2 separate regions of the Homo sapiens genome follow, and region 2 is linked to region 1. A link is a contact called in ENCODE Hi-C or POLR2A ChIA-PET data. All regions are on one chromosome and are shown on one strand. Each heading gives the region's core, a stretch centred on a gene start or an enhancer-like site at or near the end of the contact. The rest is flanking DNA. Distances are from core to core; before and after follow the strand shown. Region 1 overlaps ACOXL (acyl-CoA oxidase like). Region 2 holds the start of ACOXL-AS1 (ACOXL antisense RNA 1).

Evidence for each region. Hi-C counts contacts between places; a loop is a spot of excess contacts on that map. ChIA-PET counts read pairs that join two places held with the same protein, here RNA polymerase II (POLR2A). Pooled maps may share reads with other maps.
Region 2: a pooled map shows a loop between it and region 1 (6-fold over the local background). The contact joins the promoter of ACOXL-AS1 here to the enhancer-like site in region 1. A Hi-C loop is called at or near these places in 2 of 168 maps with a recorded cell type or tissue (PC-3 and endothelial cell of umbilical vein), 6 of 37 single-sample maps with no recorded cell type and 6 of 50 pooled maps. POLR2A ChIA-PET finds 5 or more read pairs at or near these places in 6 of 52 experiments (MCF 10A, OCI-LY7, PC-3 and 3 more).

What each region holds. Positions count from the first base shown.
Region 1 is chr2:111,070,017-111,074,124 of GRCh38, reverse strand. The region is part of intron 16 of ACOXL (acyl-CoA oxidase like); the gene reads right to left. Among named protein-coding and RNA genes, the nearest start is that of ACOXL-AS1, 44 kb to the left of the region's middle. Within about 2 kb of position 2,189, at least 9 of the 41 ENCODE cell types and tissues checked have a DNase peak (open chromatin) inside an H3K27ac peak, as active enhancers do; they include OCI-LY7, PC-3 and endothelial cell of umbilical vein, where a contact is called at or near this core.
Region 2 is chr2:111,113,902-111,118,009 of GRCh38, reverse strand. ACOXL-AS1 (ACOXL antisense RNA 1) reads left to right here and starts at 2,422. Exons shown (of 4, transcript NR_122074.1): 1 at 2,422-2,490; 2 at 3,712-3,871. It overlaps ACOXL (acyl-CoA oxidase like), which reads right to left. Exons shown (of 18, transcript NM_001142807.4): 18 at 1-394. The coding sequence ends at 194.

The sequences.
Region 1 (4,108 bases), core at 940-3,439:
AGAACTAATAACGAGCTTAGCAGGTTACAGGATACAAGGTCAATACATTAAAACATTGATTATATTTCTAAATACTAGCAACATACAACTAGAAAGCAAAACTTAAAACAACATACCTTTTTACCACAGCTTCCCCCAAAATGAAATATTTAGTTATAAATCTACAAAAACATGTACATCATCCTTATGCTGGAAATAAAAAATCTGGATTAAAGAAATCAAAGAGGAACTAATAAAATGGATCGGAAGAGTCAACATAGTACATTTGTTAATTCTTCCCAAACTGATCCATAGATTTTTTATAATTCCAATCAAAATCACCAATGAATTTTCTGTAGATAGAGACAAAATGATTCTAAAATTTGCATGTAAAAGAAAAGAAACTAGAATCACTAAAACAATTTGCCAAAGATGAATAAAGTCAGAGGAATTATCTTATTTGATTTTAAGGCTTAGTATAAAGTTATACTAATGAAGATAGTGTGGTTGAGAAATATACACGTAGGTCAATGGGAACAAAATATAAAAATCCAGAAATAATTCTACACAAATATGTCCAAATATTTTTTCACAAAGATGCAAAAGGAATTGAATGAAGAAAGGATAGTATTTTCAACAGATATCACAATAGTCAATTTGATATCACAATAGTCAAAAGATAAGCATATCTTGACCTAAACTTCACATCTTACAGACAAATCAGGTCAAAATGAATTATAAATCTAAATGTAAAACAAAAAAACTCTTAAACTTTTAGAAAAATAATGAGATAAAACCTTCATGACTTGAGGTTTAACGAAGAGTTCTTAGGTTTGGCATCAAAAGCATAACTCATGAAAGAGAAAAATGGATAAATTGGATTTCATCAAAATAAAAAACTTTTCTCTGCAAAAGGCACTGATAAGGAAATGAAAATACATACTATACAATGGGAGAAGATATTTGCAAAAGTCACATATCCAAAAGAGAATTTGTATTTAGAATCTATAAATAACTCTCAAAGCTCAACAGTAGGAAAACAAATTATCCAATTAAAAATGGGAAAATGATTTTATCAGTTTCACTAAAGGGGATACATATGGCAAACAAGCACATCGAAAGATTTTCAACAGCATCAGCTACTGGGGAGATGCAAACTAAAACCACAGTAAGATGCCTCTATATATCTATTGGAATAGGAAAAATAAAAAATACACAATACTGAGTGTCAGCTAGGATGCTGAGTAACTGGATCTCTCATACATCAGGAACAAAAAGTTTCTTCTAAAGTTATATGCTTGCCATATAATCCAGTAAATTCATTCCTGGGTATTTAACCAAGAGCAGTGGTTCTCAGGTGTGGATGATATTTGCATTTGTCAGTGTCTGCAGACATTTTGATTGCCACAATTGGCAGAGTTCTACTGGCATCAGTAGGGGCCAGGGATAAACTAAACATTCTGCAATGCACATGGCAGTTCCCTCACAACAAAGTATCTGGCCCCAGATGTCAAGGTTGGCAGTGCCAATGTTGAGGTAAGAAACTTGGTCCTTGAGAAATGAAGATTTATGTTCACATAATAATCTGTACATGAATACTTATAGCAGCTCTACTCACAATTGTCAAAAACTGGACATAACCCAAATGTCCTTCAAAGGGTGAATGGAAAAACAAACTCTGCTAATCCACACAACGGACCAGTACTCAGCAATGAAAATGATTCACTGTTGATGAATGCAACCACTTGGCTGAATCTCAAAGACATCATGCGGAGTGAATGAAGTCCATATCAAAAGTTTACAGATTGTATGATTACATTTATATGGAATTTTGTCAAAAAGACAAAATTATAGTGATGAAGAATAATAGATCATTGGTTACCAGGGGCTGCTGGAAGAGAGAGAGAACAATTATGGAGCCATAGCATAAAGGATTATTTTAGGATGGTTAAATTATTCTGGTTACATATACATATATTTCGTGTGTCATCTTCTTATTTCTGGGCTCCCTCTTCTTTGCTATGGCAAATTCCAGGCTGAAACGGCTGCATTCTCTAAGTGTCTATGTACTGAAACCTTGTCCAAGGATCTCCCTGTTCTTTCATTGAAAGTTACTCCTTCCCTTCCTGAGTTCCCACAGCTGTTTGTTTTCCTGTCTGTTACACATTCTGCCTGTTGGTATAATTATTAGGCCATGTGACTTTCTCCCTGACCACAACACGATCACAAAGGCAGGAACTGTGGCTCATGTATCTTGGAGTTCCCCACAGGGCCTAGCCTGGCATCAGGGCTCAGTGTGCATTTGTGGAACTGAAAGCCTTGGTTCCCAGGAGCTCAAGCCCACTGGGACCAACAACAGAACGAAGGGAGTTTGCCTACAATTTATGACAAGCAGGCAGCCCATCTCCATGGCCTGAGCTGCATAATAAGCAGGAAGATGAAGCAAAAGGGTTGGCCCTCCAGTGTCAGAGAAGATGAACAAAGCTTATTAATGCATGGTAATACCAGCGTGATATCAGAACAGCTTCCCCCAGCAACAACCCAGTTCTCTCACTGTGATGAAGTGCTCTGCCTTCTGCCTCAGACTTTAGCCACTTGGGATCTGCATTATTGCCTTGTAAAATTGATGGGCAGTGGCACAATCTCCTAGTTTAAGGAATTTCTGTTAGCATTAGCAAAATGCAATGGCTTTGCAATTTCTAAGGGCATTCCTTGCAATAGGAAAGTGAATAAAAATTGGGCCAGACTGGAACAATGCCCATCTCTAATCCCTGTGGCTCCCCTGCTCAGTCTCCTCCATGTCATCAGCAGCAGGTGTGAGCTCAGGTCTCCCAAGGTGGGCAAGTCTTATTTATACTTAACCTGAATGGGGCAAGAGGGGGGATGTTCATCTTAGTGGGTCTTTTTCTTTGATCCCCTGAGGAGGTTATTCAAGATCAGAGTCTCTTTTCCTTCCAAACTGCTTGGAGATGTTTCCCAATTTTTAAAATCCAACCTGCTCAATAGTCTTGTGTCTTAAAAACTATGCTTCTTTAGAAAGGTGACAGGCAGTGGCAGCTGGATCTTTCTGGTAGCCAAGTGCTCTGGGGAGAGGAGGGTTGAGAATGAATCTGAGCTTTTCCTTCTAAGTCTTTGGATTTTGAGTAGCCCAAGATGGCTCTCTTCACCACCATGTTCTGAAGCAGGGGTGACTATTTCTCTTCCTGAGGTTGGGGAGCTGAGTATCACAGTTAGGCAACGGTGGGCCATGCGCTGGTGAAATGGATCAAACATACAGGCCACGAGGGAAAGCAGGAACAGGCCACAGACAGTCAGACCCAAGGCACATGCTATTTTCTGCCTTACTGAAAAGATGAAACATAGCTGTATCCTGGCCGCTTCAACTGGCGGGAAATGAAAAGTACAGAAAACCCATCTACAAGAAGTAAAATCAACAAGCACAAAGGGAGACAGAGGAAAGCTCTGGAGAAGGTAAGCAAAGACTTTTTTTTTTAACTTTTATTTTAGGATCGTGGGTACATGTGCAGGTTTGTAATATAGGTAAACTTGTGTCACAGGGGTTTGTTGTAAAGATTATTTCATCACCCAGGTACTAAGCTTAGTATCCAGTAGTTATTCTGTTCCTCTCCCTACTCCTAGCCTCCACTTTCAGGTAGGCTCCAGTGTCTGTTGTTCCTCTCTATGTGTCCATGTGTTCCTACTTATAAGTGAGAGCATGTGGTACTTGGTTTTCTGTTCTGGTATTTGCATTAGTTTGTTAAGGATAATGGTCTCCAGCTCCATCCATGTTCCCGTAAAAGACACGAGCTCATTCTTTTTTGTGGCTGTACAGTATACCATGGTGTATATGGACCACATTTTCTTTATCCAGTCTACCATTGATGGGCATCTACGTTGGTTGATTCCATGTCCTTGCTATTGTGAATAGCGCTGCAATAAACATTTACGTGCATGTGCCTTTATGGTAGAATGATTTATATTCCTCTGGGTATATACCTAGTAATGGGTTTGCTGGGTCGAAGAGTAGTTCTGTTTTTTAGCTCAAAGACATCTTTTTACTGGCATGCTGAATACGCTTGGACAGAGAGGGGACTGGAGCCCTGCTGCTTCTGAGTCCTGAGGGCAGGCC
Region 2 (4,108 bases), core at 1,173-3,672, 44 kb before region 1:
CCGTCTGGATCTCTTTCCTAGCAGCCAGCCGCGCACCTCGCCAGCCTCGGCGGGACCTCCGCTTTGCCACCAAAATCCCCGAGAGTGGCGGCCCAGCGGGTGCCAGCCCCCGGCCTCGGCCACAGCTCTGGGCGTCGGTGGAGCGAGCGTCGTGGCAGCTGCTGGCGGGCCACCACACTTCCCGCCACACCCGTTAGAGCTTGGCTCCCAGCTTGGGCCGCCGGGAGCGCGCCTCTTCCCGTGGCCGCGGCTGCAGCGGTGCAGGGTAGAAAGCCCACGCGGCCCGCGGGTTGGAGATTCCGGCGATTGGTGCGTGGAGGTAGGTGTGTGGAATGTTAAAGGTCGAGATCACCCTCCGGGCATCATCCTTCACCGAGTCGCACAAATCCAGCAACTGCAAAACACAACACAATGGGACAGGTCAGATGTTGGCACACTTACAGCCATCTAGTGACAGCAGCTTTCAGCCCACCAAGCACCCGCACACACAGCGGCCCCGGAAACTAGTTTCCCTTTGGATTCTCCTGTGGAAACTGTTGGCCATGAATAACCCTCGGAAGCCTTTTTTGTTTTAGACATTCCCAACTCTGACACCTAGCCCAGTGGAAACCCCGGCTTTTCCCGTAAGGGGGTGGGCGTGGACGTGGGGTCGGTCGGCTTTGCCCCCAAATTAGCCGGGAACTCGAGACCAAGGTCTGAGAATTTATTAAAGCTCCCTCCTTGGTCCTTCCTCCCTGGTCCTTCCCTCCGCTCCTCTCTCTTTGCCTCCCCTGTCGTCCCCTCCTCTCCACCTCTGGAGTGCCTGGGGTGCCACCCTCTGGCGCGCAGAGGGAACTGAACAGGAAGAGCCTCCGAACAGGTGAACCACTAGAGACCTGCTCCAGTCTCCCCAGACTAGCGCCTTCGGTCCTGACCTGGCTGGCAGTAGGCCATGATTCTTGAAATTCAGTACAGTGAGACGGCGGACCAATGCTAGGCATCTTCCGCCTGGCCGCTGCGGAAAATCCATCTGCTGTTAACGCCAATGCCAAGGAACGCCGCGGATGCCCTTGGTTCTGGCAGCCACTGGAAGGCAGGGATAAGACATTCCCGGCGGATAGGAGAGGGAGATGCAAGTCAGTGTTTTGGAAGCTGCACTGGTGTATTTTTATTTCATTTTCCATGGCTTAGGTGCCAATGTATTTTTTTTTTTATTTTCAGGAAAAAAAGCTACCAAACTAATAAGATTGTTTTTCTAAAACTACACAAGGGCAGAGGGACGGCTTTCTTTTCTTCTGATCTACACATTGTACTCCATTTTTCAAGTTTTCGGCCAGTGGTAAATTTGTTTCACTCCCCAAATCACAGTAAATCCCCAGGTTTTCATGGTTTATTTTTACAGGTTTAACAACATCACTTACACCAGCCCCACCTTTGCCCTCACATGGTGGTCATGTCTGAGCCGCACTGATGTTGTTAAGATCACAGTTTCCCTTGCAGCAGTCCAAAACGCCATTTCAGGTTTTCAGAGCATTTCAGGTTTTCAGTGAGGTCCCAAGGAGGAAGGTGGAGGAAATAGGGGATGGGGAATATAGAGGGTAGGGATATGGTGGGGGAAGAGCATGAATTGTAATAGTCCAACAATACATCTTCCCTGAAAATGTGCTCTATTACACCAGTAATTTCTAATGAAAAACTTCATTCTTCACACACTGTGGTTAAGCATCATCAAATCAGTACTGAAAAGACCTTTGATCGTATTTGCAAGATGCACTAAAATGAACTTTCACTGACCAAGATTTCAAAGTTTGTAATTAATACTCTTGAAAAATCCCTGACTAATCTGTCAACTCTCAACGTCTTTAACCACACAGTTCAAAACCATGAGGTGGCGTACACAGCCCCTAAACTTTCCACATATTGTCATATGATTATTCAAGATAATTTTCCCTTTGGGTTTGCATTATGAAACTCAACCAACTTTGGTAATATATTCACCGGTGGGGGAAATACAATGATTTGAATGAGTGTAAAATAGAGTATGGGTTTTATCTATCTGGTGCCAAAAACAGAACGTAGGGCCAGAGGTAGGAATTAAATGAGGCAGATTTCAATATAAAGAAAATTTTAAAAAAATAAACTTGAAAAGGAACCCAATGGCTGGTGAAAAGGAGGGTTTCTTCACTCATAAGTGTTCAGGGAGTGTGCCCTCCAATGGCACCCTAGAGAAGAAAAATGAACTGGCTGTGAAGAGGAGTTGACTGCCAAGATTCTTTCTAAATCTAAAGTTCTGGAGCAGTTTAAAATACTCCTTCTAGCCTTCTCCATTTTTCCTAGACTGCAACAGAAACCTCAGAATGATTATTGTCTCAATGGACGGATCCGGCATCATTCCTGTTAGTTATTGTTTGACTCTTAGTTATTGTTTGACTCTGATTCCAGGTACCCACCCACCTCTGTTCCTGGCTGTCAAGATGATAATAATAATTACCATCCTTTCACTCACAAATGGTATGCTGGATTCCTACCCAGTGTTAGGTACAATTCTGGACTTTAGAGGTTTAATGGTACACACTACAGGAACAGGTCTCACATCGTGAAGCTGTTGAGGCGTTTTAAAAATTTTTAAAAATATATGATCTCTTTAATACAAAATAAACTTGAGAAGATAATATAGCATTGATTATTACACAGTTACAGTATTTTTATTACCAGGGGGTATTTTTATATGGGGCTAAGCAGTGTATTATTAAAGTTTAGTTTTGTTACCAAACATGCTTCCATACTATAAGCATAAAAATTGCACATAGTGTAGGGGTCCTCTGCCCTGCCAGTTTATGACCCATTTATGCTGGACAAAGTACTTCAAGCTTACCCATATCTTTACAAAGAAAATTCACCAGCTTTTGAAAAAGACAAATGAATAGGTATACTTTAAAAATAAAAAAGTATGAACAAGTTATAGGTTCTTGCAAAAACATTTTTTAAGGTCAAACCTAAACATGGGCACTATTGCTCTACAAGCAATAAGAATGTACAGTCCACTGGAAATAGCCAGTGAGTGGAATTTGAGAATATCTGCTTTAAAGAAAGCAGAAGCACTCAGCCCTCAAGGGATGACACTGTGTTTGACTATATTAATATGTATATTTGGGAGTGAGGGAAAAATTGTAACATCAGTTTGGCTTCCCACCTCCATCTAGTTGCAGTACTCAATTTATTTTTCTGCTCTTTTTGACTCTCCCTACAGTTTCCTTATTTCAGTTGGGAGAGTAGGATGGCCAAGGATGGGCAGTGACTAAGCTTTGCAGTCCTCTGAACAAACCATATTTTCCCAGCATGGCATGGTGTTAGTCCTATAATAGATGTTCAGGGTGGGAAGTGCCCAGTACACTTGGAGGGACACCCCAGCTATTCCTAGGACTCCATGCAGAAGGTTTTCCTGCCTCTTCCCATATGTCTCACCCCTGTTCTCAGCATAAGATGACCACATGCTGTTTTTTGTGAAAAATCCCTTACCCAAACTTGAAATGTCCCTTCATTAGCCCCTTTCGTCTGGCTACCTTGGTAGAGTCTTTTTCTCCATCCCTTTAATCTGGGCTGAGTTATGACTTGCTTTGCCAGTAGAATATGGGGAACATGTCACTGTGTGATTTCCAGAGTTTAGGCCTTAAGAAGCTTTGAATCCCCCATTATCACTCTCCTATAACCGTGAGAATACCTGCTGTGCAGAAGCCCAGTCTAGCCTGCTGGAGGACAAAAGGCCACGTAGAGATGGACCAAGGTGCCTTGGCCAACAGCCAGCACCCACTGCCAGATATGAGAGAGAGGCCATCTTGGACATCCTAGTCCTGTTGAACTCAGATGACTGCAGCCACAGGAGTGATCCCAGGTAAGACTAGCCAAAGAACTGTCCAGGCTGCCTGCCCACAGAATAAGTATCAGTCATTATCACCGGTTAATGCACAGAAATAGAAATTTTTAACCTGACTAAGCAAAACAACAAATAAACTTACTTGCTATAAGGAATCAATTCCACCTCCTTTCCAAAAAGAATCTCTATGCAGCCAACTCTTACTTTCTAAGGGATTGTTAGATATTGGTGAGCCATTAATGTAATTTCCTGTCC